3 separate regions of the Homo sapiens genome follow, and regions 1 and 3 are each linked to region 2. Evidence: chromatin loops called from intact Hi-C (ENCODE). Cell type or tissue: mammary epithelial cell. All regions are shown on one strand. Each heading gives the region's core, and the rest is flanking DNA. Links, peaks and the distances in the headings are about the cores only.

Region 1 (10,582 bases), core at 2,832-7,831, 84 kb after region 2:
GCATTAAATGTAAAGCACTATTCTGAGTAGTCCCTGAAACATAATAAATGTTCTATAAAATTAGTGATTATATATTATATAATGTATGTATAGACCTACATAGAAAAAAATTGTTCATATATATACACATATATATACACATACATATATATACACACACACACACTGTGGTCATATGTAGGCTAGATTTTTTTCATTGCTTTCATAAAAATCAGTTTTATTGAAGTATAATTTACATGTGATATGATGTACCCATTTTAAGCAAACAGTTTAATGAGTTTGAAAAATATATACACTCCTGTAACTACTGCAGTCACAATCAGGATATAAGGCATTTCTGTCATCCTCCCAAATTCCCTCCTACATAGTGTCCCAGTCAACATCTATCTACCCTTAACCCCTGGCCCTAGGCAACCACTGATCTCCTTTCTGTGACTGTAGATTAGTTTGCCTTTTTTAGGATTCCAAATAAATAGAATCATACAAAGTGTGCTCTTTCGTGTCTGTTTTCTTTCAACAGTTTTTGAGATTCTTCCGTGTTGTTGCATGTACCACTCTTTTTTATCACAGCAGTATTTCATTTTATGAATACACTATAATTTCCTTATCTATACACTGTTAGTGAACACTTAGTTGTTCTCAATTTTTGACTACTATGAAAAAAGCTGCTATGAACATTTTATGTATAAGCCTTTGTGGGGACATATGCTTCAGTTTTCTTAAATATAGATATTTTAAACAGAGAAACCTAGTAGTAACTTGCCTTGTTGGAGAGTGGGGTGAGCCAAATTCAGGAGTCCAGAGGGGCATTGTCACAGAAAAGGACCGGGTCCCAAAGTGCCACATCTGTCTTTGATGAGAATGGCTTGCCTACTGTAGCCCCATCAGCAAAGAAGACTGTTTTAATGGTTGTCATTCCATTTATTGTACTCTACATTTTGAGTCAGAGAAAAGGTGTCTTTTCTATTTTTACATGCAGTTTACATGAAACTAAAGCTGATTCAGGATGGATTTTTATGGACGATAGCAATGGCTAACATTTTTAAACATTCAGGATGCTGACCATTTCCCATGTTTTACTATTGAATTCTCATAACAACATTGTGAAGTAGGAACTGTTGTTTCCCCAATTAGAAAACCCGAGGCCTGGAGAAGTTAGGCAACTTACCCAAGATTATATGCCTAGTAAATGGTAGAGTCAGCATTGGAACACATTTAAACCAAGGTCTTTCCTCCCCTCCTCTCCCCTCCCCCTCCCCCTCCCCCTCTCTTTTCTTTTCTTTCCTTCCTTCCTTCCTTCCTTTCTTCCTTTCTTTCTTTCTTTCTTTCTTTCTTTCTTTCTTTCTTTCTTTCTTTCTTTCTTTCTTTCTTTCTTTTCTTTCTTCTCTCTGGTTCTCTTTTTCTTGTTTTTAAGTTGTCTCACTCTGTCACCCAGGCTGGAGTGCGGTGGCACTATCTCAGCTCACTGTAACCTCTGCCTCCCGGTACTAAAGCAATCCTCCCACCTCTGCTTCCCGAGTAGCTTGGACCACAGGCGTGCACCACTATGCCTGGCTAATTTTTTTGTATTTTTTATAGAGACAGAGTTTCGCCGTGTTGCCCAGGCTAGTCTCGAACTCCTGAGCTCAAGTGATCTGCCTGCCTCTGCCTCCCAAAGTGCTGGGTTTACAGGCGTGAGCTACCGCCCTCAGCCCTTATCCTATGCTCTTAACCACAAATTACACTCCACATAGTTCCTGACTCATACTACTTGCTAGGTAATATTAATGGCGGTCTATGCTTAATTGCTGATAGCTTTCTGATGAAGTCATTTTGGGTAGATTCATCCTGCTCTATCTTTAATTGTGTTGAACTAAAATCAAAAGCAGGTATTTTCCCCCCTGCCCGGTCCCCACAGGCAAATTCTTCTAAAAGAGCACAGATTATATTGTTGATCCAGCCATTCATCATTTTCATCCATGTCGTCATCAGATATTTACTGAATGCTTTGTAGTAGACACTGTGATTGAATCTAAAATATCCTTTCTACCTCTAGAGAATTAGGATTTTTAGCCAATGATGATAAATCTGCTCTCCCTTGTCACAGATTGGTTGAGGGGTGGGCCGACCCTAGCCTGTTTGGGCCAATGAGAGGTGAGTACAGGGCTGTCAGGATCTTCTGGGAAGAAGCCCTACCTCCACCGCCCTCAAGCTGGTCTCTCCATCTTGCAGCCCGAGGGAGGCCTGATGTGGCGTGAGGCTGTGGTCTGCAGAGTGGAAGGCTCCAAGAACCTGGTTTGGAGTCTCACCTTCTGTGTCTCCAGTTAATACGAGGTACAGCTTTCCTTTTTTTCATTGCTTAGGCTGATTTGAGTGGAGTTTCTAGCACTTGCAGCCCAGTTTCAGAGATTCCTCCACGGTAAGTACCTGCCCAGGTGCCTCAGGGCGTCTCTCTCACCCTGGAGAGGCAGGTGCTCGGCAGCACCTGGGCCTGCTCGGTTATGGCTCTTGACAGGCACTCCTATTACCCATCTCCCGTGCTTGAATGTAGGCTCCCTGTGGACAAGGACACCTCCCAATTCATTTTGGGATCCCCAGGGCCAACCTCGCAGGATGCATGTGGTGGACAACTGCTGTAGATGAAGGGAACCGTTATGGGGGGTTGTGTGTGCGTTTCCTCTGAAAGAACTGAAGGTTCAGGGAGGGGATTTACATGTTTGCGTATCTACTCTCTGTGCCAGGTGTTTTACACATACGTAAATTCATTTCTTCCTTGTAGCAATCCCAAGAGCCAGCCACAGCAGCAATTCCATGTTTTATAGATAAAGAGCCTGAAGCTTTCATCTAGAGATGAAATAACACTTATTTAAGGTCCCACAACTAGTAAATGTGCTAGGAAATGCTTAAGAATAGAGCTTGAAAAAGCCCTTTAATGATTCTCTCTCTCTACAATTTTTGTAAGTATATCTATGTAAGATAGATGGGTAACATTTTCTTCAATTCTGGTTTATAGTGGCTTAGGGTCATTATTTCAGATATTGGTTTTCATCAATTAATTAAATTTTTTGATTAGCACAAAATTTCCCCCAGACTTTACTGAGGTATAATTGACAAAATTGTATATATTTAAGTTGTGCAACATGATGCTTTGATATATATATATATATAGTGAAATGATTACCACAATCGAGTTAGTGAATACATCCATCACTTCACAAAGTTACCTTTTTTTGTGTGGTAAAAAAGTAACTTTCTGATCTTTCTTGGCAGATTTCAAGTATACAATACAGCATAATTAGTTGTAGTCACCATGTTGTACATTGGATTGCCAGAACGTATCCATCTTATAGCTGACGGTGTGTATCCCTTCACCAGCACCTCCTGTTTCCCCTACGTCCTAGCCCCAGGAAACACCATTCTACTCTCTGTTTCTATGAGTCTGACTTTTTTTAGATCTCATAGATAAGTGTGACTATGTGGTATTTGTCTTTCTGTTCCTGGCTTATTTAGCATAATGTCCTCCAAGTTCATCCATGTTGTTGCAAATGACAGGATTTCTTTCTTTTTTATGACTGAATAGTATCCCATTGTGTGTGTGTGTGTGTGTGTGTGTGTGTGTATATATGTATTTCTTTTTTATGACTGAATAGTATCCCATTGTGTGTGTGTGTGTGTGTGCACACACACAAATGGGCAAAGAAATGTAGAGTGTATCCCACACAATGGGATACTAGTCAGTCATAAAAAAGAAAGAAATACACACACACACACACACACACACACACACACACACTACATTTCTTTGTCCATTTATCTGTCCAAAGACACTTAGATTGTTTCCCTGTCTTGGCAATTGTGAGTAATGCTGCAGTGAACATGGGAGTGCAGATGTCTCTTTGAGATACTGATTTTGTTTCCTTGAGGTGTATATCCAGAAGTGGGGCTGCTGGATCATATGGTAGTTCTATTTTCAATTTTTTGAGGAATCTCCCATAGCATTTCCTATAATGGCTGTACTCATCAAACATTAAGAGATATTATAGATATCTTGTAATTAGATGCTAATCAGTGTACTGAGTTCTGAGTGTACATGAGCAATACAAAAGTAGGCCTTGGCTTTCAAGCACACACATCTATGGTGTCACGAACTTGGCTTGAGTGTGTGTTGACCCTTACAGCCCCTGCTAACATCCTAGAATTTTGGATTTGGAGTGTAAACAGTAAAGTTGCACTCATTTTCTTTAAAGATAGAATGCTAAAAACTATTATCAGTGGATTTTAGTGTTCTGGTTAGTTGGCCCTTTGTTGATCTTCATTATAATTGAGATTTTTCAGCTTTTTTCCAGACAATTGAACATCATTGATGATGTTAATTACTGTCTTTGAGGCAGATTTCGGCCCACATACCCATAATTGGCAGGGCAAACAAAGAATCCTTTTAGGATTATATTTAATGCAGTGCTTTATTCCCATGTTATAGATACAGAGCAGAATCTCTTATAAAACACCTCACTCTCCAGAAACTTCAGTATGTTCTAGATAAATTTGTACTCAGGGTACAAAGTAATGCTGAGACGTTTTCCCTGTGCTCCTAAAGGCCAAAAGATGGATCTGGCTAGAGCAAGGAGTGCTTGTGAAAAATGTTTTGTTCAGCTCTGTACTGTATATTTTTTGATAAACTGTTTTTTTAAAATGAATTCTTGGGACACATCAACTATGAAAGAGGTTGCAGCACATCCAGCCTTTCACCTGAGTCCCTGGCAGTTTTGTATATGAGAGGTGGTATATTAGCTTTCTGGTTCCTGTTTGCAATTTGATAGTGCGTTTTTTGGACTCTTTGCCACAAAGAGGTATGTAATCTGTGGCCTACTGTATTTGAGTAGGAAGCAGCTAAACTGTTCATGGCCCCCGGTCACAAAGATGATGCCATGTTTGATCTGTTCCATCACCCTGCTCTGACACACTGTATTTTTAAAACTTGAGATATGATTCACCCTTTCAAAGTGTAATTCAGTGGTTTTTAGTATATTCACAAAGTTGCGCAACCATCACCATCATCTAATTCCGGAACATTTTCATCACTTGAAAAAGAAACCTTGTACCCATTGCCAGTCACTCCCCATTCCGCTGCTTCCCTTTGCTTTTGGTAGCCACTAATCTACTTTCTCTCCTATGGATCTGCCTATTTTGAACACCTCATATAAATGGAATCACACATTATGTGGTCTTTTGTGACTGATTTTTTCTATTTAGCAATGTTTTCAAGGATCATCCGTGTCGTTGCATTTAATAGTACCTTATTCTTATTCATGGCTAAATAATATTCTATTGTATGCAGAGGCCACATTTTATTTATCCATTCATCAATTGATGAACATTTGGGTTGTTTTCACCTTTGACTATTGTGACTACAGTAATTCCCCCTCTATTTATGGGGGATACATCCCAAGACCCCCAGTGGATTCCTGAAACTGCAGATAGTACCAAACCCCATTGTGATAGTCTGTCTGGTAACCAAGATGGCTACTAACTGACTAATGGGTGAGTAGTGTATGTATAGCATGGATACACTGGACAAAGGGATGACTCATGTCCTGGACAGGACAGTGGGATTTCATCATGCTACTCAGAATGGTGCATGATGTCAAACTTTCAAATTGTTTATTTCTGGAATTTTAATATTTTCAGACTCTGTGGGTAACTGAAACTGTGAAAAGTGAAACCACAGATGAGGGGGACTACTGCAGTGCTGTTATGAACATTCATGCACAAGTTTTTGTGTGATTATATGTTTTCAGTTCTCTTGGGTATATATCTAGGAGTGGATTGCTGGATTATATGGTAACTCTGTGTTTAACTTTTTGAGGAAATGTTTTCTATGGTGGATGTACCATTTATATTCCCAGTAATGTATAGGGGTTCCAGTTTCTTAGTATTCTTGCCAATACTTGTTATCGTTCATCTTTTTACTTATAAATTTCCTAGTGGATGGTGACCCACTATATTTTGCTGGAAGAAATGTATAATCATCATATTTTCACATTTTCAGCCTTAAAGGCCTATTCAATACAAAAATAATCATTTTCTCTAAATCTTTATCTTTTACCTATTGAAGGCTATCATTGGAATAATTCAGTTATGTTATTTACTTGAACTTATAGGCTAATCATTGAAAATTCTTAATTATGACTTGAACTTTTGCCAGCTCTGAGGTGGATTTTATTGAAAATTTCAACCACATCTAAAAAAACTCATTATTTAGATGAAATTTAAAAATTATTTTAAATCACTTGACTATGTTCCCTTGCCCCAGACTATTTCCAGTGCCTCAGACAGTTAAATAATGTTATTGAAACAACTACAAACACAAGATTTTCAAAGTCATTACTAAACATTGCAGAAGAAATATTTGCTTCCTTGCTTTATAAGTCACCGTGGCCAGTGCCTTTGAAGATATTTTCAAATTGTTTACTGGCATTGTGCATTAAACTCTTTCTTCAGAGTAGGCTCTGTGAGCCAGAAAAATAGTAACCTTTTTCTTTGTTAATACTAAAATTTATGTTGACCGTATGATTCACAAACTTTTGACATTATGTTATCTCCTTGTGGTGGTTACATTATCCCTTTGAAGACAGATATTAATATTCTTCTTGTATATATGAAAAATATACTCAGAAAGATTAACAATTGCCCAAGGATTCACAACTAATAAGTTGCTCATGTAGGCTTTCGATTTCATTTCTCTTGATTTTTTTCCCTCACAGCTGTGAACCCCGTATATCTGAGACAGGTCTCAGTTAATTTAGAAAGATTTTTTTGCCAAGGCCTGTCATGACACAGCCTCAGCAGGTCCTGACCACATATGCCCAAGGTGGTCAGAATACAGTTTGGTTTTATACATTTTAGGGAGACATGAGACATCGATAAACACATGTAAGATGAACATTGGTTCAGTCTGGAAAAGGTGGGACAACTCCAAGTGGGGAGGGGGCTTCCAGGTCATAGGTAGATAAGAGACAAATGGTTGCATTCTTTTGAGTTTCTGATTAGCCTCTCCAAAGGAGGCAATCAGATATGCATTTATCTCTGTGAGCAGAGAGATGACTGATTAGAATGAGAGGCAGGTTTGCCCTAAGCAGTTCCCAGCTTGACTTTTCCCTTTAGCTTAGTGATTTTGGGGCCCCAATATTTATTTTCCTTTCTCACAGAACTCTCTTCTAAATGTAGAATGTTCTCTTAACAAATATAAAAATGATGATATTAATACAATTCTCAATAGTTGCTCTTACTGCTTTAGTGATATGAGAAAACAAAAATTTAACTTAAAGTCTCAGTAACATCTGCATTTACAAGTCTCTGGTCTACCAAAACACCCATTCACTTAGAATAGTGCTAGGCCCTGGAGAAACAGCTGGGTCAAGACATGGCCCTGGCTGGGTGTTGTGGCTCACACCTAGCACTTTCGGAGGCTGAGGTGGGTGGATTGCTTGAGCCCAGGAGTTCAAGACCAGCCTGGGCAATTAAACCTTGTCTCTACAAAAATTAGCTGTGAGTGGTGGCATGCACCTGTAGTCCCAGCTACTTGGGAGGCAGAGGCAGGAGGATCATTTGAGCCCAGGAGGTGGAGGTTGCAGTGAGCTGAAATTGTGCTATGGCACTCCAGCCTGGGTGACAGAGTGAGACCCTGCCTCAAAAAAAAAAAAAAAGTATATGGCCCTGTTGGTGAGAAGATCTCACTTTAGGGAGTGTAGACAAATCAATTGACTGTAATGTGTGTGCTGGATGCTGTAAAAGAGATGTGTCTTGTGGTATACAGGGGAGGGGATGGGCCCTGGAAAAGCCTTCCCTAAGATGATGTGTATGAAAGAACCAGATCAGAGAATGGCAGTTCAGGTAGAGGTAGCTCTATGAGCTGAATGGTATGGAGGACCAGAGGAGATGTCGACTGGAAATTTCAAGTGGTCTCAATGATGCAAACTTGGGGTGTATTTGCATATATTGAGTTAAAAGTTTGTGTTGGGGAAGATGGAACAGAAAATAGGCCTAAAGAGGTAAGTTAAGACTAATTTGAGAAGGGCCTTGCCAAATGTCTTTGGTTTTCTATTCAATCTATGGAAAAGCATCAGAGGCTTTTGAATGGGAGACCTGCATGATCAGATCTGATTTAGAAAGAAAATGGAAAGCGGTGGTGAGGATGGTTTGTGGTGCAGTGAGAAAACAATCAGGACAATCAGTTGAAGGTTTTTGCTGTGACTCAGGTGAGGAATAATAAGGACCTGTATGGCAGAGCTAGTGGTACTTTAAAAAAAAGACAGGTATTCCAGGTTTTTTAGTTGGCAAGTAGAATTTTCATATGTTAGTGATGGTCACAGTTTGTAACCTGAGAATGTTTATTTGAGCTATTTTCTAGTTCTTAATGTTCTTTACTAAAGAAGGACATCTAAGTCTGTGACTTACTGATTTTTTTCTAAAGGCAGTATTTGTTGGCTCACGGAAGTTGCAGATTGCCTTACAGAGAACTCTGATTCTGCAAGTTTGAGGGTTTTTTGCATTTGTTTTTAAACTTCAAATTTATTGAGACCTAATTTACATACAGTAAAATTCACCCTATTTAGTGTAGAGTTCACAGTTTTGACAAACATATATCGTCAAGTATGTAACTACCACCACAATCAAGGTATCAACCTATAAAGTTCTTTCCTGTGCCTTTGTAGTCAGCTGCCTCCTCTAACCCCCAGCACCTGGCAACCACTGATGTGATTTCTGTTCCTATGGATTTGCCCTTATTTACATAATATCACATAGATGGAATCATACAGTATGAAACCTTTTGTGTCTGACTTCTTTCACTTAGCATAGTACTTATGAGATTCATTCATGTTAATGCATGTACCAATTATTCACGTTGACTGCTGAGTAGTATTTCCTTGTAGGAATATACCACAAATTATTTATCTTTTCATTTGTTGATGGATGTTTTTATTGTGTCCACTTTTTAACTGTTGTAAGTAAAGCTGCTGTGAACATTCATGTACAAATGAACACATCTTTACATGGACATATAATACTTTTGGGTTAGTACCTAGAGGTTGAAAGTCTAGATTATATGGGAGATGTATATTTAACTTTTTACGAAACCACCATACTGTTTGTCATAGCAGTTGTACCATTGTAGATTCTCATCAGTAGTGTATCAGAGTTCCCCTTCCTCCACATCTTCACCAACACTTGGTATGGTCAGTCTTTTAAATTTAGCGTTGTAATAGGTACATAGTGATATCTCATTGGGTTTAGTTTGTATTTCTCTAATGACTAATAATGATCATCTTTTTATGTGTCTATTCTCTATCTGCATTTCTTCTTGGTGAAGAATCTATTTAAATATTTTGCCCATTTTTGTGGGGTGAGGATTTTTTTTTCTTATTTTTGAGCTTTGAGAGTTCTTTACATATTCCAGACACACAAGGTTTTTTTTTTTTTTTTTAAATCAGGTTTATGCTTTGCAAAGATTTTTCTCACAATTTTTGGCTTGTCTTTTCATTCCCATAAAATTGTCTTTTGAAGAGTAGATATTTTAAATTTTGATGAAGTCCAGTTTATCAATTTTTTAAATGAATTATGTTTTTAGGGTCATGTCTAAGCAATTTTTGCCTAACCCAAGGTCACAAAGATTTTCTCCATTGGTTTATTCACCAGTTTTATAGTTTTAGATTTTACATTCACGTCTTTTTTCCATTTTGAGTTAATTTTTGTATATGATGTGACCTATGGATCCAAGTTCATTTTTAAAAACATACTTAGCTAATTCTCACAGCACATTTGGTTAAAAAAAGGTTATTCTTTATTGCATTGCCTTTTTAAAGGCTATTTTTTAAAGAGAGGTTTTAGGTTCACAGCAAAATTAAGAAGAAGGTACAGAGATTTCCCGTATACTCCCTGCCCCCCAAATCTGTAGCTTCTCCATTATCGTCTCACCATGAGAGAGATAGATTTATTGCAACTCATGAACGTATATTGATACATCATTATCACCCAAAGTCCATAATTTACGTTAGGGTTCATTCTCGGTATTGGACATTCTTTATGTTTAGACAAATGTATGATGGCATGTATCCAACACTGTAGTATCATAGAGTATTTTCACTGCCCTAAAAATTATCTGTGCCCTGTACATTTATCCCTCCCTCCCATCTAACCCCTGGCAACTGTTGATTTTTTTTTTTTTTTTTTTTAGCTGTCATCATAGTTTTGCCTTTTATGGAGTTATATAGTTGGAATCATACAAGGATGTAGCCTTTTCAGATTGGCTTCTTTCACTTACTAATGTACATTTAAGGTTCCTCTGTGTGTTTTCATGGCTTGATAGTTCATTTCTTTTTAGTGCTGAATAGTATTCCATTGTCTGGATATACCACAGTTTATCCGTTCACCTACTGAGTGACATCTTGGTTGCTTCCGAGTTTTATCAATTATGAATAATGCTGCCATAAACACCCCTGTAGATGTTTTTGTGTGGACATAAGTTTTCAACTCTTTTGGGTATATACCAAGGGATGCAATTGCTAGACCATATGGTAAAAGTATGTTTAATTTTATAAGAAAC
Region 2 (10,582 bases), core at 3,511-8,510:
AGATTTATTAAGTGATGACTTTACAGTGTGGGTGTTATGTCCATCTCAAAATCTGTGCAGGCAACCATCACATACATGCTTGTCCCCTATTGCCAGCTAAAACTGAGGCAGCATTTTCAAGAATGCCAAGCCTTTACTAAGTGCAGGCATTTGTTTGTTATTTCAAGTCTTTGTATGCTGACAAATTCTGTACATGCATGCGTGTGTTTAGAGCACAGTTGGGTGACATGTGCCAGGTATCTGGTGGCAACTGTCCTCTGAGCATGGTTGATAACCAAATAAAATCCAGGAATGTGAGGCTTGTTACTCTTTAAAAAAAAAAATACATGTACAGTTGAGTAAAATGAGAATAAAAAATAAGATTAACAAAGGCTGAGAGAGGAAGAGAGTAATTCATCATAAAACTGTCCTGAGCCACCTAGCAGCCACGACAAAGAAGGGAAAAAATATAATGGGATGTATAGTTCAATTGTCTGTTCAAAAAAAGCATGCCAGTTCATCAAGAGCTACAAGTTATAATATTAATTTGTCATGTGAATCTCTATATTAATGATTTTGAATAGCTCAATAGATAATATCTTCCAAAGCAGTTTCATGCAAAAAATAAATGAGGCCCTCTATATAGGGCTGTTACTCCCATTGGTTTTGATTAAATACAGAGTCTGATATTAAGCTGAAGTATTGAAAGGTTGTTTTTACTATGGTGCAACAAGGAGAACAACCTGGAGAAAGCATGTTTGCTGGTGATCGGCCTGGTAACAGAATGATAGGTGGAAGGCAGGATCCCTCTTAGAGGATCCCAGTTATCTTGGCCATGCTTTTGATAGGAGCTACATGACATGTATTCTAAATTGAGGTCTGTGGGAATATAAATACCCGAAGGGCAGATACCCATGTTGTTGGTTGAAAGAAGATGCCAGAGGCATAGATCATGTTTTATTGAGGCTGACTGGAATTCTTGTCTCCATAGGGTTCATGCGAGTTCAGCAAGCAGTTACCATGTCTACGGCATGCCAGGATACTGTTGGGAAGGTAGTATTCCGTGTACGTGAGACCTGCACCCAGGTTTCTTTAAGGTAGCCTGGCAGTGCTGTGACAGAGACAGACTCAGGATGCAGTGGGACCCAGGGGAGGGACACTGAGCCTCACCCTCTGGGCTGCATCTTGGTAAGTGAGTAAAAGTTACCCATGGGAAGATGGGGGACATTGCAAGCAAATGGAACTGTGCAAGCACAAACAAGGAGAAAATAAATATGGAGTGCCCTCGAACTCTTTGGCCTCAACTGATCCTCCCACCTCGGCCTCCCAAAGCACTAGGATTACGAGCATGAGCCACTGCACCCGGCTCATGCTGCATGCCTGAGAAGTAACAAACCATTCTGCAGGGTGTGCAGGAGCCACGAGGGCCTAGAGGGAGTGGAGTCAGGAGAGCGGAAAATCACCACAGGCCAGAATTTTCAAGAGACGTATTTTTAGGCAGGTCCAAGATGTTTCTCCAAAAACGAAGTGGCTTTGCATTGTTTTATTAGTAAGAGTCAACATTTCCGAATTCAGGCACTTCGCTTCGCAATTTACATAGGCATTGTTTTTCTTAATCCTCACAGTCACTTCTGACAGGTGGGTATTGTTTTCCCATTTTTGCCGGTAGCAGCCTCAGAAAGGTTAAGTAACTTGCCCAAAGTCCACAAAATCTAACTGCAGAGACTTCCCCACCTCACCATTTGGGAGCTTTTTTGTCCAAAGACTATGAATGTCCTAAATCAGAGCCCAAGTAGAATTGGAGTTCTGAGTCATGCTGTGTGGAAGGGAGAGGTGACCTTGACCTAGACTGCACCCTAGGCTTCCCTATACCTAAAAAATTTACCCTGAAGATGATTTTTCTTTGGTGAAGGCTGTTAGACATTGAGGCTGGTCTGCCCACAAAGATGAATTTGGTTTTGGCAAAACTAAGTAGCTCCTCTTCCCAAGATTCAGTTGCTGTTTGAGGGCAGCATCAAAACAGAGAAGTGTTGTATCTTCCTGTGTGTAAAGCAGGAAGGGTGACATCTGTTTCTTCCAATAGCCTCTCCATGTTGTTTAGAAATCAGTATTTCTTAAAAGGAGGATGGCAGCAGGTAGAACAAAATGTCAATATTCATTCAGTGCCTCTTCTGTTTTATCCAGCTCAGAGATTCTGTCCCATGCAAAATAAAAGATAGGTAACAATCTATTGTTCAGTGTTAAGGATCCGGTTGGGTATGTTGTTGTACATCTCCACAATGGCATGCTACATAGCCACTAAGAAAGAACGAGGAGGCAACTTTTCGTGTAATGATGGAGCAATCTCCAGGAGATACTGTTAAGGAAAACAGTCAGGATTCAGAACAATGTGAATAACTGGTGGTCATTTGTTTTTAAAGGGAAGGGGAGTGTGAAATCACACACACACATCCACCCACACCAGCTTGCAAGTTCATTTAGTATCTCTGGAGAAAATATGAGAAACTCATACTAATGGTTACTTCTGGAGAGGGAAGGAAGAGTTATTTTTCCTGTCTACCCTTTTATACTGATACCCTTTTATACTGTCTGGAAATTTTATCAACTGATATAATAGCCATTCCAAGCAATAGATTAATGTAAAAATTAAAGAGAGAAAATGCCCCATCCCCTAAACAAGTTGAAACATATTCATATAATTTATTTGTAGATATATACCTCTATCCCATGGTTGTGAATTAGCCGTCATATGAGTATTTTAAATTTGTAGTCTATAAGCAGGCAACTTTTTAGCAATATGGGATTACATAGGATCATAGGTAATTGGAACCCTCAGCCAAATACTTGCTGATACACTACCTCTGAGTTTCTAAACAAGTGAGCAAGAAAGTCCTGTATTGAACTTCTAAGCCTCATACCTGTCAGGGACTGATAAGTACACATGGGCAGGTTCTTTGATATGTTTCCAAGTCCATTATCAGAGATAAGGAAGCTTAAGTGTAAATCTGTGATTTAACTACATTTCAAATTTGATGTGGAGCTACAGGAAGGATGCCAGAGAGAACCTGTGTGCTCCGAATACATCTGTTGCTCTAGCTCTTTAAAAGACTTTCTTTTCCCCACATAAAAGGAGCCCAAATGTTCTCTCTGCTATATAAGGCTATTTAACTGACCTAAGGGCTAACTCTTACTTTTTGGTGCTTCACAGATGACTAAGTGGTGGTATTATTTTAACCAGTAAAAATTCAGAAATCTAGGGTCAGGCTTGCAGCTGGCAGAACTTGTAAACAGTTAATGATTGAAAGGACTAATCAGCATCTTGAAAGGCAGCTCATGAGAAGCATAAGCAAAATGCTTAGGGGTGCCTGCAGATAGAGGACTGTGGCACTCTGTGGTGACAGTGAAGGAAAATGTGTTTGATGTCATCTTGTCACAGAGAAAGGCTATCTGTCAGACCTCAACTTAGCATGAGTTTTTCTTTTGTAAGTATGTAAGATATTTTCAGAAATGTTTTAGAAAAAAGATTGTTTTTTAAACCAAATTTTCAGTGTCTACTCGAAAAAAATGGTACACTTTTTTTTTTAATGAAGAATGTTGGATACCAAAATGTAAGAGATTTCTAATAAACAGCCCTTCTCAGTTGGTACAGACTTCAACACCTGGTCTAGAAGTTTTATACTATTGGGCATATGTGGGGTGTGGGAATTATTGTTTGTTTAGTATTTTTGCAAAAGCAGGCTTGGGTTTCTTTCTGATTCTTATTTAGGTTTGAGAGAGAACTGCCATAAGAAGGTTTTTGTTTTTAGCCAATTTTGACTTTTTCCCTTAATTTTTAAATTTCCTCATCTGAAATATGGCACAATAGGCCAGGCACAGTGGCTCACGCCTGTAATCCCAGCACTTTGGGAGGGTGAGGCAGGTGGATCAACTGAGGTCAGGAGTTCGAGACCAGCCTGGCAAACATGGTGAAACCCCTTCTCTACTAAAAATACAAAAATTAGCCGGGCGTGGTGGTGTGCCCCTGTAATCCCAGCTACTCAGGAGGCCGAGGCATGGGAATCACTTGAACCCAGGAGGTGGAGGTTTCAGTGAGCTGAGATGGCACCACTGCACTCCAGCCTGGGTGACAGAGTGAGACTGTGTCTCAAATAAGTAAATAAATAAATAAATAAATGAAATATGACACGTGACAATGAAACAGAATTGTCTTTATGAGATTTATGTCTTCTCTTAGCCAGAGATTAGCCAAGCATTTGTTCCTTAAAAATGAAAAGTCATGATGCCTGTGTAGTGAGCCATCTGCTGCTCAGCAGACTGCATAAGAGACTTGCCAGCCACTTCTGCTTTTATATTTATGAACTGACGTTCACTTCTTAGATGGTAGGAATTAATCCAGTGGGACTCTACTTTGAAAGTAAGTTTCTTATGGGAATTTACCTGCAGGCTTGGCAGGCGAACCCTTTGGGCAGAATAGTGACTCCCAAGCACCATGGCATGTTTGTTTTCGAGAGTTTTTGTGTCCCTCCTCTGGTTCTTCTTCCTGGGAGCACCACCTCCATGCTCATATGCATTGACATAGAAGTCCTTTCACCACTGAATGTAAAGAGCCAGCCTAAAAATGAGAAATTAATTTACCTTCGCCCCAGGGTAGCTTAGAGACAGCTTTTAAATTTTGATGTTAAAAAGCACTTGGAAAGACAGTTCATTTTGGAGCCTGCGGAAGGAATTACTTTAGTTAAGGGCTTAACGTAAACCTAAGTAGCAGACCATTAGGCAGAGGTCTACATTTGGCATTGAAACTTAAATTTCAATACTATAATGAAAATTTCCACCATAAAAGAGACTCGGGTGTCTGATTTTCATCGTTATGCAATTTTCAGCTCATAATCTCAGAATCCGTAAATGCCTTTAGGATCTAATTTGCAAAGAGAATTACGTATTGCAAGGAGCCATGTAAAGTATATAACTAGTTCTGTGGAAAGCAAAGCTGTGAGTGACATCTAATTAGGCTACAATATCAATGTGCTTTGGCTCTGGCACTCATCTGTCATTACTTTGAACAAGCCATTTGACCTTTATATTATATGTAGGGACCATACCTCTTCATTTGCCTGTTAGTTCTGTTGCCCTGGTATAAATTTAATTGCGCCTTTCTGCTTCAATGTGCTGGTTTGGGTGATAAGTTATATGATCACTCACTATATACAATCTAGAATAAATGATAACACTTCATCATATTAGTTTCCCAAGTGTCTTTTTCACTAAGTTGATCATCTGTGGACCAAGGACCATCTAGTTGGCCTCTCAGAATAGTGTTTGGCTTTTGTTTGCTACATAGTGCTTGTCAAATGAAGGAATCAGCTTCTCAGGCTGCATCACGAGCCTGTAGGATTTGGATCCGTGAAATGTATGTGAGATCACCAAGCATAATGCTCCCCAGTGAAAACAGGACTCATCGAATGCCAAGACGCTCAGTCATGGTTGATTACCAGACCACAGAAAACCTGGCAGAGCTGGCACGTCAGTAGCAGACACGTACATGTATTTGATATGCATGCTCACCCATAGCTGCCTTGGAGACAAGGTGCTGTCGGCAGACCAGAAGTTGGGAAAAATTTCTGATAGGCTTAGGATCTGGCTGGCACTGCTGTCAGGAATAACAATAATACTACAAAATATATTTATAGTGCTTTTCAGTTTTCAGAGCCACTTGAAACAGTTTGCAGAGTGTTTCATTTGATTTTGGCACTAACCCAAATCATAGCACTTGGCATACTGTACTATAGTTGCCCATTTTCTTCTCTGATTCCTGCTCTAAGCTGTAACGTAGGTCAGGCCCACACCTGTTTCTTGTTCACTATTGTTTCCCCAGCACTTGAGGGTGCTCTTTCCAGGTGTGTGATAAATACGGATGGAAAGCATGATGAGTGCAGGGCAACTACTATCTCCTACATTTTCTAAATGAGGGACACTGAGGCTCAGAGGGCATAAGTGGCCTGTTCAAGTCTGTGTGGCAGTCCTTTTTTTTTTTTTTTTTTTTTTTTTTTTTTGAGACAGCATCTCACTCTGTCACCTGGGCTGGAGTGCAGTGGTGTAATCTCTGTTCACTACAACCTCCGCTTCCCAGGCTCAAATGATTCTCCTGCCTCAGCCTCCCAAGTAGCTGGGATTATAGGTGCATGCCACCATGCCCGGCTAATTTTTGTATTTTCAGTAGAGATGGGATTTCACTATGTTGGCCAGGCTGGTCTCAAACTCCTGACCTCAAGTGATCTGCCCACCTCAGCCTCCCAAAGTGCTGAGATTACAGGCGTGAGCCACCGTGCCCAGCCTGTGTGGCAGTCTTAACCTGTAAGCTCCTGTTCAAGCCTGGACCTTTGGATTCAAAGTTCAGTGCTCTTTCTGTTGAATCAGTACCCAGAAGAAGGAGCATTGTGTTCATTGTATGAGGGTGACAACTTTGCAAGAAACATAGAAAGATGGGAGACTGCAGTTCCTTCCACATGGGATTTGCTTCCCCTACCTACACTTGCTAACATCTGCTGTTTCTTTTAGGATCCACTGAGTCCTCCTCCAGGGAGCCTTCCCTGCTGCCCTGCCCCTTGACTGGCTTAGGTGCCACTATTCAGCGCTACTACAATAGCTGGTGCTCATTTCTGTCGTTGTACTTAACAACAGCTGCTGCTGCCCATGGGGGCTCCCTTGGTGCCAGACACTGAGCTGAGAGCTTCACATTTCCTCACGATTGCCCCAGGAGGGAGGCTGTTCATACTTCGTTTTTCAAGTGGGAAACTGAGGTTCAGGAAAGTCATCTAACTTGTACAAGGTCACCCAGCTTGTAAGTGGTTGACCTAGAAATCATCTGACTCTAGGCTGCTGAGCCCACCACACCCCACTTAACTATATGATTTTTTTTTTTTTCCAAGGAGTCTCACTCTATCACCCAGGGTGGAGTGCAGTGATGCAATCTGGGCTCACTGCAACTTCCGCCTCCCGGGTTCAAGCGATTCTCCTGCTTCAGCCTCCCAAGTAGCTGGGATTACAGGCACCTGCCACCACACCTGGCTAATTTTTATATTTTTAGTAGAGACCCGGTTTCACCATGTTGGCCAGGCTGCTCTTGAACTCCTGACCTTAGCGATCCACCTGCCTCAGCCTCCCAAAGTGTTGGGATTACAGGCGTGAGCCACCGCGCCCAGCCATTTATCATGTATCATGATAAATACATGATTATCAGACATTAATATACCAGCTTTCCCCCACTGGACTGCACACTCCTCAAGGGCTGGCATGAGGGCTTATTCCTCTTCAGCATCTAGTACCTTTCCTGGCACCAAGGCAGCACTTACTAAATACTTGTTGGGTGTACGAGCAAGAGAGGCAGCGAAGAGAGCTGTGGGAGCCCAAGTGAAAACAGGGACTGCATCAACTTCTTGGACCAGCCTGGGATCTCCTGGGTTGCGTTGCTTTTTGTGACTGACTTTCTGCTCTGCTGGCTGTGATCACTGCTCCTGCACATTGCCCTTGCTGCTCAGAACAGACACTGTGAGCTATGCCTGTAGGCTTTTGGCCCTGGGGCATCTTCCCCACACCTGGGGCTTGGCTCCCTGGGAGAGAAGGAGAGTTCTTAGCTGCAAGCCACTGGGTGGCCACTCCAGAAGACATCTGGAAGGAGGACTCTCCAGAGGGTTTCTTGGGCCTTTTCTTGTCTGAAGTAATTTGCTCCCTTTTATTTCCCATTTAAAAAATCTGGAGTTATTTCCAATGTTTGGTAATTCCACACTTCATTTGTTATTGTGGGGAAAGTCCTGTGCTGAATTTTTTTCATCCCTACTCTTAAAACTAAATATAGGAATGCCTCATGTCAGCCTGCATTTTGTCCCCACTCAACCCACTGACACTGCCTCTCACCAAGGTTACCATGACCTCCCTGTCAAACCTCATGACCCCTTTCACGCCTTGTTTTACTTGATTTCTGGCAACAATGGTCATTGTCAAGAGCCCTGTTGGTTTAAAACCCTCAATTTGCTTTTGTCTTTGGTGGCACCACACTCTTGAAGTTTTCTGGACATCTCTCTGTCTCAAAGGAGCCTCCTTTGAAGGCTCCTTTCCCCTTAAGAGTTCTTATTTCAGAGAGTCAGGTTTTAAATTCTCTCTCTTTTTTTTGTTTTGTTTTGAGATGGAGTTGCACTCTGTTGCCCAGGCTGGAGTGCAGTGGTGCGATCTTGGCTCACTGCAACCTCCGCCTCCTGGGTTCAAGCGATTCCCCTGCCTCAGCCTCCCAAGGGGCTGGGACTACAGGTGCACACCACCACACCCAGCTAATTTTTGTATTTTTAGTAGAGACGGGGTTTCACCATGTTGGCCAGGATGGTCTCGATCTCTTGACCTCGTGATCTGCCCACCTCAGCCTCCCAAAGTGCTGGGATTACAGGCATAAGCCACCTTAAATTCTCTTCTTAACTCCAGTTGATCTTGTCCCTTTCTGTAGTTCCATTTATCAGCAACATATCTGTGTTGGTGCATTTTGTCACTGCTATAAAGAAATACCTGAGACTGGGTGCTTTATAAAGGAAAGAGGTTTAATTGACTTACAGTTCCGCATGGCTGGGGAGGCCTCAGGAAACTTACAATCATGGCAGAACGAGAAGAGACATGTCTTATATGGCGGCAGGCTAGAGAAGTGTTAGGAGCGAAGAGGGAAGAGTCCCTTATAAAACCATCAGATCTCATGAGAACTCACTATCACGGAGCATTCACCCCCATGATCCAGTCTCCTCCCACCAGTCTCTCCCTAGACATGTGGGAATTACAATTCAAGATGAGATTTAGATGAGGACGCAGCCAAACCATATCAATGCCAAAAACCATATCCCAGATCTCCTACCTGTTCTTTAGGCCCATCTACCCAAATGTCTGCCAAGCCAGTTGACTGTTACACATGAATGGTTCCCCTTCCTCCCCTGCACCCACACCTGTGTGTCTCCCTGTTTCCATGAATTCCATCTGGTGCATGGAAACCTGGCCAGCTTCCTTTACTCATCACTGACTTCTCAACAATGATCAAGACCTGTTGATTCTGTTCTCACAGCAGCCTACCAGTCACCATCCCCACTGCCACCACCTCAGCCCAAGCCTTGGCCATCTGGCCTTCCTGACCCTTTTTACTGGCTCATTCTCTACTCTGAAACCTGTGGGATTGTTCTACCATGCAAGCTTGAACACAGCACTCTCCTGCATAAGAGTCTTTGATGGCCCCATGGATACTATATACTCCTTAATCCTTTTATTAACTGGGAGGCCTGGGTGACCTACTCTGGCTTGCCATTGCAGCGTCTGTTTACACTCTTTACTTTGACCTTACTGTACTTGTTGCACTTCTGCAACCTTGCCCTGTTTCCTCTCATCTCTGGGGAACACTGTGTTCTTAAACATCACTTCCTTCAGAAAGCCTTTCCTGCTTCCCCCTCCTTACACCTTCCTCCTCCATGCTCCCTAAACTTGATGGGAGAACTCTCGCGTGTTAGGGAAGCATCATCCCCAGTGGGGCACTTATCAGTGTGTTGTCATCACCTGGTTATTTGTCTCATTCTCTGTGGGCCATACCTGTCTTCCCAGTTGTATCTCCTCAGTGCCAAGCACAGTGGCTGGAACAGAGTGACAAACATTTATTTATACGTGACATGAATGAGTAAACAAATGAATTACACCGGAATAGATTTCTGGACAATTCATTTTGCAAAAAGAGGAACTTTAGCTCCGCACTTTGGAGATGCCAGTGTCTTTGAGATGTTAAGGACTTTTTGTTTTGTTTTTGTTTTTTAATTCTTTAACTATGTTACAGGTTTAGCAATGCCTCCGATTCAGGAATTTGTTTAAAACCCCCCAGTGGCTTAGAGCTGCACATAGAATAAAATCTAAACTGTTTCTCATGGTCTACATGGTCAGCCATTGTTTACCTGACTTAACTAACCTCTCCGACTTCCCCTGACACGGCTGCCTCCCTGGCTTGTACGCTCCTGTGCTTATTCTTGTCCCCGTACAAAGCACATCCATTCTCGCTGTGAGGCCTTAGCAGCACCTGCTCCTGCTGCCTCAGAAGGTTCTTCCCTGATCCTTACATGCTATAGCCTGCCCTGACCCTTCTGTCCCCACACCCATCACTGTCTACCACATCACTCTGTGTTATTTCCCTAATAGTAGTAAGAGTTGACAACTCTTACTACTCTTACTACTGTTAACTCATCTCAGCTACTATTCTGGAGGAACACAAAGCACTCGGCTTTGGTGCTAACCCACTGGGAGTTGGCCTTATCTTGAACAGTTGCAAAACTCATCCACAGTTCATCATCTGCTGAAGAGTGGCTTGCAGATGATGAACTGGGAAACTCCATAGGTTTCCCTCTGAAATGTTCTTGCCCGGTATTTCACTCGTTTGTCTCTCCTCATGACACTAAGCTCCATGAGAGTAAGGCCTGTCCTGTCTTGTGTATCACAGGATTCTCAGCACTTAGGACAAGACCTGGCTCTGATGCTTCCTAAATATTTGTTAAGTGAATCCGTTTTAGTTTAAAAAAACAATAAAACTTGGTTTGTTGATAAG
Region 3 (10,582 bases), core at 3,426-8,425, 160 kb before region 2:
GGTGAGTACATGTTTCTGGTGCCTTTGACTCATTGATTATCCTTCTCCAATTCAGGGAATGCTTGGGTGTTCCAGGAAGGGGTCTCCCGAGACCCAGGAAACCTTGAAAGAGAGTAATTTGGCACAAATTCATCTCCTAATGAAGGAGGGCTGGAAGTCCTGCATTTTACTATTCCTTCTGGATTTTGCCAGCTATAAATAGAAGCAAGGTTCCCTTGGATAGAATGTTTGAATTTACTAGGAGAAATGCAGGGATCAAGGATGGCTGAAGAAAAATACTTGCCAAAGTGTGGTCTTCTCTTCTGCACTTCCCTTGCCCAACTTTCCAAGGTTAGTGAATGCCGGTCAGCATGGATTGCTGGTCTTAGCTATTACACTGTGACCCATTTCACTCACAGGTCACAAGGCTCTGCAGGATCGGATTGCTGCCCCTCTGCCCTATCCTTATCTCCTACCCCTCTCTGCATTGCACTGATTGCTAATCACACTGGCCTTCTTCCTTCAAATGCAATGACTTTTCACCTTCCAAGGACCTGTACTTTCTGTTGGCACTAGCCCCCACGTCTTCCCAAGGAGGTACCCCTCATCATTCAGGCCTGGCGCAAACGTCATCTCTTCCGAGAGGCATTTCCTCGCCTAAAGTCCACAATAAACCCCCGCTTTTTTTTTTTTTTTTTTTTTACTTTCTCCAATGTACTTATCAATATTTGAAGTAATCATAAATGTGCATCTGTTTATTTCTGTTTTCTTCAGTAATTGGAAAGTTTTATGAGAGCAGAGATTACAGATGTCTAGTTCATCTGTATCCCCAGCACCTGGAACGTTGCCTGACCATTATAAGCACACAGTAAATATTTGTTAAATACATGGATAAGTAAACGAATTGCAAGCAACATGGGAAATTATTATTTAGGAGGTCTTCAAACTTTTCAAAGCCGCTATGCCCTTCCTCAATAGCCACATGAGTAAAATGGATAAAAGCCAAGGGAGGGGTCATTTGGTCTTAGCTTCTCTCCAACCCCTTTGTTTGTGCAGGTGCTGTGTGGCTCAATTTGGAAACCATGATCTAGCTCAAGTTCATTTATATAGATGATAAAGATGCTGCTGAGGGAGAGTGGGCCACTGTGTTTCCTCTTTTAAGTAGAAATTACACAACCTCTATGTCAGCCTCCACCTAGACTTCGTGGTGACTTTTGCCCTCCCCTCAAATTCCATGAATGTTAAGCATTTCTTTTCTCAGTAGTAGAGTCCAAAGCGCTTGCATTGTGTTGTGCTGTTTCAGTATATTTCTTTGGCACAGTCTCATTTGATGTTCACATCAGCTCTGGCTGAGTTAGTCAGAAAAACCTATCATCGCCCACATTTTATAGATGAAGAAATTAAAGTTCAGCAAGATGAAGTTACCAATGGGGAAGCCCAGGCCAGGATCAAAATCTTTTGACTCCTTATCTCTAGAGCGTTTAGGTATATGCATTGATGCCTTTTCATTCATTAGACAATCCTCTTTAAGTACAGAAACCTGTTCTCTTTATACTCATCTTTCTGACCTTTAATAAGTGGCCTGGTAGCTTTAGTTTTCTTTAGAAAATTAATAATAAAATGGGATGATTTGTTATATTTAGAGCTTGATAATTCAAAGACCTTCTTGGGCGACTCCTTCAGTTTATGGATGAGGCAATAGATGCCCAGAGAGGCTAAGAGACCCAGTGACACAAAGCAGCTGAAGGGCCAAGTGGGACCTCTTGACCAGCCATTCTCCGTCATATTTCTTAAGTGAAAAATCCCTTTCTGGATTTAATGGTTCTTTTCAGAGGTAGTTGCCTTGGTTTCTTTAGGGGTTAAATAAGTGGTTCTCAACTGAGAGTAGCCATTAGAGTCACTGGAGGGATATATTTATATACATACATACATATATATATATATATATATATATTATGATCAGGTTCACCTTATGCCTTTCTATACCTACAGAACCTTAATGACCAAAGAAGGGCTTGGGTTCTATGATTTTTTTTCATTTATTTATTTAAGACGGAGTCTTGCTCTGTTGCCCAGGCTGAAGTGCAGTGGCGTGATCTCGGCTCACTGCAAGCTCGACCTCCTGGGTTCATGCCATTCTCCTGCCTCAGCCTCCCAAGTAGCTGGGACTACAGGCGCCCGCCACCATGCCTGGCTAATTTTTTGTGTTTTTTAGTAGAGACGGAGTTTCACCATGTTAGCCAGGATGGTCTCGATCTCCTGACCTCATGATCCACCCGCCTGGGCCTCCCAAAGTGCTGGGATTCCAGGCATGAGCCACTGTGCCTGGCCGATTTTTTTCTTTTCTAAAGTAGAGGTTTCATCTTGTTTAATTATGACAGCATATCAGAGATGGGCAAACTGTGATCCAAAGACTGAATCCAGCCCACCACCTTCTTTTGTAGAGCCCATAAGCCAAGCATCATATTTACAAACAAATATCTATAATTGACTTTATAAGGAATACTAACTTTGAGTACCAATTAAGCTAAATATCAACCTCTCTTAAAAAAAACTTATTCTTCTGATTAGTAGGCTTGCATTTCAGAAAATCATACTCAAATATTATTAGTTTTTAAATTTTGTCAAAAAATGTATGAAAATTTACTTTCTATCTTGTTGTAGAAGTACCTACATAATGTCATTGATTTTGCCTCTTGGCCCACAAAGCATAAAATGTTAATGTCTGACCCGTTGCAGGAAAAACTTGCTGACCCTTGCAATATGTCATTGTCTCTTTTATATTGGGCATTTTCTTTTTCTTTATTGGGGTACTTTCCCTTTTTGTGATTTACATTATTTAAGGGGTTTCTATGGAAAATATATATTCTCCTTATAACATTCAAATTTCTAGAAGTATGTAGAGTAAAAAGTAACAGTTCCCACTCCCCGGTATTAACAGTCAACAGTTTTTGATGTAAAGGTCCTGACTTTGCCACTAACTAGCTGTGAGACATTAGTTAACCCCTCTAGGCTTCATATTCTCCATCTGTGAAACAGTGATAATAACAGCTCCTGCCCAACAGAATTGTCATGTTGATGATTTCAGATCATTCATGTGAAATGCTTAGCACATTGCCTGGTGCGCAGTTCATGCTTAATGATTTGTAACTAATTTTAATTTTTTTCTCTTTTCTATTTATGTACGCATATACATTTACTTGCTTTCTTAAAAAGAGGGAATTTTTTTTTACACAATAAAGTTGCACAGATGATTCTGATGCACACACACTTAAGAACAGCTAAAGTAAATACTGAGAAGTAGATAATTATTGAATGGGTTCATGTTTGGGAGCCAGAAATTACCTTCCACTTCATGGTGCAAACTAGGGAAAGTGAGGAAGATAATGGTTTTCTACAGTGAACCTATAGGGTGGCATAAAATGCACATAAGTGAATTTTTATTTTTATTTTCCAGGTCTACAACTCGAACAAAGACAGCCAGAGTGAAGGGAGTAAGTACGATGCTTGGGTAACCTTCTACAGCCAGGGTTGGGAGTAGGCTTTGAGAAGTTGCTACTCCAGGTGTGAACCACCAGGCGGTGCTGTGGGCGTGTTGGGTTGGCTCCAGTTCCCGAGTGCAGTGGGACATGCCTCCACCCCAACTTTCCGCCAGTGACTCCAGAGGGACGGTAAGTGAGCCTGGCTGGCAAGGCTGTAGTGTAGTGACACCTTGCATTGAAATAATGGGTCACACTTTACAAAGCATTCTCGTGTACATTATCTCCTTTAATCGTAGGTCTTAAGACTATAGCTCGTCACCACTTAAAAGTTACTTAATACAACAATACTCAACTCCTGGAGAGCCTTATCCTGTGGGAAAGCCAAAGTTGCTGTTGCCTCCAGCACGGTCTCGCTCAAAGGACTGGAGAGGCAATAACTATGTTAGGTGATTTCTTAGTAACTGTTTTCTTTGTGGTCTCTTGTGGGAGGAAAGAATGGAGATGAATTCTATGGTAATATTCCTCTCTAATGGAAGTGTCCCTGGGCAGCCTCTGTAGACTGTAGTGCATTTGCCCTGCTGCTGCCTGTAAGCACTCTGGTTAATCATGATTTCCAAGGGTACCTGTAACCTTGTAAAGGCAATGGGATTAAAATGAACCTGCAACTGGTAGAATGTTTGGGCTGATTATCTCCTTGGTGTATAGGAGAAAAAACAAAATCCTTCCAGGTTGCTGCAAGAGTACAAAGGAAATCCTGTCACCTTGCTTTGTAAAATCCACTTGAGAAAAAATTTAAAGGTTGCCCTACTGTGAATTCCAGTTGTGTTAGGAAAATCAGTAGAACAGTGCCTCTCCATGTGGACCAAAGGATGAAGTTGTTTTTTTGTGAAAGCCATTACAGGACAGAGATTTTTCCCCCCCTTTCTTTCTCTTCAAAATATAATTTTTTACCCAGGAGTTTTGTATGAAATATTAAATAATTTGGAATGCCTGCTGTGGGTAGGTTGAGAGGCCTTTATGAGATGAAAAAAAAATGTTCCCCTCCACCTCCAAAAAAAATAAAATGAGCAAGGGAAAAATTTCAAGTAAATATGCAAGGAAACAAAGAAGTAATTCCACCCTACCCCACCCTTAATTAGGTAAGATTGTTTTAGAACACTTGAAGTCAACTCTGACTAACTGAGGCAAAAACAACAGTAACAATAATGAAGGAATATGTAAGGCTGTATGGTAGCTCATAGTAAGGTCAGAGGAGCTGAAAAGCTAGGCTTGAGAATAGATGAGTTCTGGAGACCTAGGAACCCGGTGAGAAAGGGTCTTCTGGATAATACGACAAAGCTCTAAACTGTTTGTAGTCCTTGCCTCACCTTTCTGAACATTGAGATTTCCAGGCAACAAGTTGGTCTAATTTGGGTCCACCCAGGGAAAAACTGTACATTTTGATTGAGAGTTTCAAGACTGCTGCAAAAAATGGGAACAGAGTAGTTTCCCAGAGGGAAATCAGGGAAGCCATCAGGACCAGAGGGGATGGATGCCAAGCAGGCTACACTAACAGATACTCACACCTGGCCCTGCCTGGGACACATTGCCTCCATAATAAAGGACCCAAGAGTGGTGGGGTGGGGGAGGAGAGGCACGTGAATGGAGACCTCCCCCTACACCAGCCAGAAGTTTACTTTTAACTTGTGACCTTATGAACCTACATCTCTCTACTTGGGATAAATCCCAATAGATTTGAAGGACAACCATGGTTCTAGTGGTGGGCATCCCAACTGGTTCTGACATTTCTTAAGGCATTTCGAGGATATGCTTTGGAATCCTTAAAAAAGTGACCACCCTCTAACTCCCCAATGGCTTATCCTAAAGAAATCATTAGAGTGCAAAGATAGTTTGTACAACAAATAAATTTGTTGGGGCGTTGGTGATAATAGCAAAGAATGAGAGACAATCTAAATACCAAATAGGGAGTTGGCTAAATAAATTAAGGAGTAATACACAGCCTTTAGAAAGAACCAGAGAGGGCTGGATCTATTTGCAGAAATTGTGCTGATAGTTTGTTAATGATTGAAATTTTAAAAAAATTAGGCTATAGAACAACATACATAATAACATGCATTACTTGACCTCCCTCAAGAAAAGAATAAGACAAACAGTTTTATTTTGGAAAATATAAGCAGTTGTGACATTTTGCTTTTTGCACCTCATTATTCACAGAGCAAAGAGAGTTGCTTGCCTTGGGTGTCTAATGATTCTTCAGTCATTACCCTTTCATCTAGCACACAGGAGGTAAAAAGATGGGTTAAAAAAATTGGTCACTTTTGCCAGCACGGTGGCTCACGCCTGTAATCCCAGCACTTTGGGAGGCCGAGGCGGGCGGATCACAAGGTCAGGAGTTAGAGACCAGCCTGGCCAACATGGTGAAACCCTGTCTCTGCTAAAAATACAAAAATTAGCCAGGCATGGTGGCACACGCCTGTAATGCCAGCTACTCAGGAAGCTGAGGCAGGAGAATCGCTTGAACCTGAGAGGCAGAGGTTGCAGTGAGCCAAGATCGTGCTATTGCACTCCATCCTGGGCAATAGACTGAGACTCTGTCTCAAAAAAAAAAAAAAAAAAATTGGCCACTTTTTCAGGAGTCATTTAAATAGGAATTGTTTTTTTAGGGTATTGATTGATTTCTAAGCTGGCAAACCAGTGTGATGGTCTGGTTTAGTGCTTCCTCACCCTTTTTTGAGTTTGGACCCTTTCCCACATGGTACAGGTTCTTAGCTTCCCCTCCTTGGTGGGGTTGTTTTACTGTATCTCTTGATTGCAGTAATTTACAATTTAATGCAAACCCCCCATAAGGCTCATCTACCACAGGTGGCGCTAATGCTCTGGGTCTTGATTGTTCTGCAACACTCCTTCTGTTTATGACACAATCTAAACTCTTTTAAAGATATGAAGCCAATCTGATATGAATTTAAGAGTGAGACACTGCTCTTCTTAACCAGATTCCAAATGTCTAGAGTCCAAATTCCAAATGTCCGGCATTTTCTTTTCTAGGAAATGTTTTGGTGGGAATTTCAATGCAAACATTTTATCAGAGAGCCAGAATGTTCTGAAGGAGCAGTTAACAAAAGGGAATTTCTGAATTCGTTTGCTTTCATCTCGAAGTTTCTCTCAGGGCATACGGTGCCTGTGGAGTATAAGACAGGGCCATAAGTAATGTCTGTCAGCTGCTGGTATTTTCCAAATGACCCAGTTGCCAGGGAGAGGATGGCAGCTGATAAATATATGTACATTTCTTTGCAGAGCCTTTTCTTCTCCTCTTCTCTATGCTCTGTTTGGATCTCAGGTTTAGAGAGATGAATTCATCACACTCCCCTGTTCATGGCACATTATCAGCACAGGTTTCTTGATTCATTCATTCTTTCGTTTCATTTTATTTATTCATCCATTCCCTTTTAGTTCTTTTTTCTAAAATGTGTGTCTTTTATCTTCCTGTGTTCTTGATAAATGGTGTGTGTTAATAAATGGTTCTGGGTCTTGTTTTATTTCTTACTTTGTGCCCTCATCATTGTGTCAGGAGCCATTCGTATTCCTCTGTGTCCTTTTATGCTGTGGCTTCTGATTACTGCATAATTTGTGGTACACAGCACTTTGTATCTGTTTTTGTAGAGATGTACTCCATCTTCTCATGCCTCCAACTCCTCATCAGTACTCACACCACCACAATGGACATCTTTGTACATATCTTCCTGTGTGAGAATTCCTCTGGGATACACCCACCCAAAGCATTGCTGGACAAAGGCTATGCATATACTTAGTTTAAGCACTCTCTTGTATTGTTCTCCAGAGTGGTCGATCCGCAGTCCCACCAACCCTACATGCAAATTTCTCCATTCCTGCCAACTCTCACCAGTATTCAGCTCTCTAATTTTTTGCCAGTCTGATAGGTGTAAAATGATAGTTCATTGTTGTTTTAATTTGCATTTCTCTGGTAATTAATGAATTTGAGCATCTATTCATAGGCCTGTTAGTTTACTGGGTTTCCTCTTCTGTTAATTGCCTATTCATGTCCTTTGCCCATTTTTCTATTTCAGTTACCATCTTTTCTTTTTGATATGTAAAAAGTTCCTACTGATTCTAGATACTAATCCCTTGTTAGATTTAGCCAGTTTAAATATGTTCTCATCTTGTCATCTGTCTGTTAATACGTGGTATCCTTCTTTGACTATAAATCCTTCAAAGCCCTTTTATATATTCAAATCATCTCTTTTTTGCTTTCTTGTTTATGATTTTCAAGTTGTGTTTTGGAGAAGGCCTTTATGACCCATGTCACAAAGATGTGTACCTATGTTTTCTTTTATTGGCTTTATGAGTGTGTCTTGCACATTTAAGTTTCTAATCTAGCTGATTTCCACCACTGTATGAGATGTTCCATGAAGATCCATTCTTATTTTTATCCTTGGGAAGAGTTAGTTTTCCTATCAACATCTACTAAGCTATCCATTCTTCCCTCGATTGATTTGTAGTGCCAGTGTTCTTGCATTTTAGGTTTGCATATTTTAGTTCTGTCTCTGAGCCCTTTATTCAGGTTTTTTGTGTAGCTGTTTTTGTCCCAATACCTCTCTGTTTTTAATAATAACTTTGAGGCAACTCTTAATATCTAGTTATATAAGTCTCCTCTATTTATTCTCCCTTTTGAGGTTTGACTTGGGTATTTATGAGTCTTTATCCTTCTGTATAAATTCTATAATAAGTTTAAGAAGTTTCCCCTAAAATAAAATTTTTCTTTGCGAGTGCATTGAATCATACAGGTTATTTGGAGAAAGTTGACACCTTTGTAATATTAAGTCATGTCTTCCAAGGGTTTTGAATGTCTTTCCATTTATTCAGACCACCAGTGTTTTTTATTAGGATTTTATTTTTCTGCCTAGAGATCGTGTGTGCTCCTGGTCAAGTTAATCCCTAAATACTAAATTTAAAAACCAATATTTTATTTTGCCAGCCCTGCTACCCATGGGGACCCTTCCTGGATTTGCTTCTAGAATGTCAGGAATCTATATCAGTGACACCAGATTCTCTAATTTGTCAAACTCTTACCTAGTAGAGAAGGGAAGGGGAAAAAGGGAGTATTGGTAATAAAGAAGAAGAAAGTATGATATTGTTTCTTCTTAAGCTTTTTTTTTTGAGGAAGTGGTCACTGCCAGTGTCAGTCACCTAGTTATCTGATACTTGTCATTGATTCGTCCCTTTCATTATTACAAAGAACAAGACTTCCCTGGGCAAGAACCATTTCTCCCATCTCACCCGCTGCAGCCCCGTTTGCTGTATCTCTCGATGTCTTTTTGTCTTTTTGCTGTTCCCTACCTTTGGGTACAAGGTAGGGAATATCTTTAGGGAGTTATAAAATTTACTCCCCAAAGACTATGAGAATTGGTTCATTTTTCTTTGTAATGAGTCCAGGTTGGAAGCAGGATGAGAGGCCTGTTCTCAGCTCAGGCTGCTATTGTCCTGCCGTCCCACCTGAGGGAAGGTTAGAAAGCCGAGAACTTGTCAGAGAGAACACACCAGTCCAGTGCAAGGGAGTAAGAGAAGGGCAGGCTCTTACAGTGTGAGTTGGTCTTTTCCAAGTTTGATGTTTTAAATAACAAATGTCACTGCCTACTTAACTCTAAAAAGATTAGCTTGTTTACAAGAATGCTGCCCTCCCACTGTTTCTCCAGCTGCTTGAAGGCTGAAGTCTGACAGATTGAGGCAGAGAGGGCTCAGTCTCCTAATCTTGACTTTATAGTGCCACTTTCCTCAATGTGGGTATTAACTCAGATTCCATAGGTTAATCGGGTTATGTTGAAAGGAATATGCTGAAGTTGCTGCAGGCATGCCTTCTCATGCATGTCAGGACCTGGCTTAACACTGGCCATCTGGCTTTTCAGAATGCCATTTTGTAGTTCACTCCACTTCTCACTCTTGTTCAACATTTTCCTGTTACTCCCACCTGGATCTTGTGCCGGATGAAACTGCAGGAGTCCAGGCTTCCTGTAGCTCTTCCTTCAGTGAATGCCTCTAGAAGTTCTTGGACTCCTGGCCTCACGTGATCCTTCCATCTTGGCCTCCCAAAGTGCTGGGATTATAGGCATGAGCCACCACGCCCAGCCTTCTGGGAGTTCTTAAGGGCAGGTGGCACTGAGATATATGAGTACCGAGAGGTAAGGACACTCATAACTAGAACACACATCTGTCTCTACCTTTAAAGCTCATGTGATCTGCTGTGGAGGTTCAGACCACAGGGGAACAATAGACAGATGGCCCAATTACATCGTGTGGGTGTATGTCATATTCAAACCATCTACAGAAGTACCCAGGGTGCAGACTACATGCCCAGAGCTCATGGATTTGAGAGTGAGCTACACTTGAAAAATGGAAATTTCCTCCCTTCTCTCCTCCCCAGAAGAAGAAAAAATATAACACTTCCTCCTCTTTGCATCCAAGTCCTAGTCCTTTCTTTCCTTGTGGTTTGTTTTTAATCTAGTGCTCTAGTGCTTTTTTTTTTTTTTTTTTTTTTTTGAGATGGAGTCTTGCTCTGTTGCCCAGGCTGGAGTGCAGTGGCATGATCTCCGCTCACTGCAAGCTCCCCCTCCCGGGTTCACGCCATTCTCCTGCCTCAGCCTCCCAAGTAGCTGGGACTACAGGCACCCGCCCTCACGCCCGGCTAATTTTTTTGTAGTTTTTAGTAGAGACAGGGTTTCACCGTGTTAGCCAGGATGGTCTCGATCTGCTGACCTCATGATCCGCCCATCTCGGCCTCCCAAAGTGCTGGGATTACAGGCGTGAGCCACTGCACCTGGCCTAATCTAGTGCTTTTATAAGAATCCTTTATATTTGAATAAAAATGCTGAAGAACCCACTGCAGTTTGCCAATTTGTCATTCACACTGGGAGGTGGGGAGAAGAGCAGTGATTGAAGAAGGAAATATGAACTCATTGTAGAATATTACAGAAATACAGCAAAATGATTTTGAAACATTCAGTCAAAAATCATTGGTAATATTATTCCCAGAGATACTTCCTTCTTGCCTTTTTTAAATGATGTCTTGTATGTATTTTGTCAATGTCAGTATGAATTTTAATTTAACT

Evidence for each region. Hi-C counts contacts between places; a loop is a spot of excess contacts. Peaks named below come from ENCODE experiments on the same cell type or tissue, not always from the same donor. Only the 100,000 strongest peaks of a DNase experiment are listed, where the experiment ranks them.
Region 1: it touches region 2 in a loop (9-fold over the local background); 3 of 110 quality-filtered maps call a loop at or near these places.
Region 3: a loop joins it to region 2, with 3 times the contacts of the local background. A loop is called at or near these places in 4 of 110 quality-filtered maps.

What each region holds. Positions count from the first base shown.
Region 1 is chr5:143,256,981-143,267,562 of GRCh38, forward strand. No RefSeq gene overlaps it. Among named protein-coding and RNA genes, the nearest start is that of ARHGAP26-IT1, 70 kb to the left of the region's middle. In mammary epithelial cell, for the core only: no CTCF peak of the experiment used is centred there; DNase peaks (open chromatin) are centred at 4,981 and 5,571; H3K27ac peaks cover 3,053 bases.
Region 2 is chr5:143,171,989-143,182,570 of GRCh38, forward strand. The region is part of intron 20 of ARHGAP26 (Rho GTPase activating protein 26); the gene reads left to right. Among named protein-coding and RNA genes, the nearest start is that of ARHGAP26-IT1, 15 kb to the right of the region's middle. In mammary epithelial cell, for the core only: a CTCF peak has its summit at 5,847; a DNase peak (open chromatin) is centred at 5,473; H3K27ac peaks cover 2,441 bases.
Region 3 is chr5:143,010,644-143,021,225 of GRCh38, forward strand. It overlaps ARHGAP26 (Rho GTPase activating protein 26), which reads left to right. Exons shown (of 23, transcript NM_001135608.3): 12 at 3,437-3,473. Among named protein-coding and RNA genes, the nearest start is that of ARHGAP26-AS1, 150 kb to the left of the region's middle. RefSeq lists enhancers at 8,903-8,952, 9,373-9,582. In mammary epithelial cell, for the core only: CTCF peaks have their summits at 3,549 (motif pointing right) and 6,323; no DNase peak of the experiment used is centred there.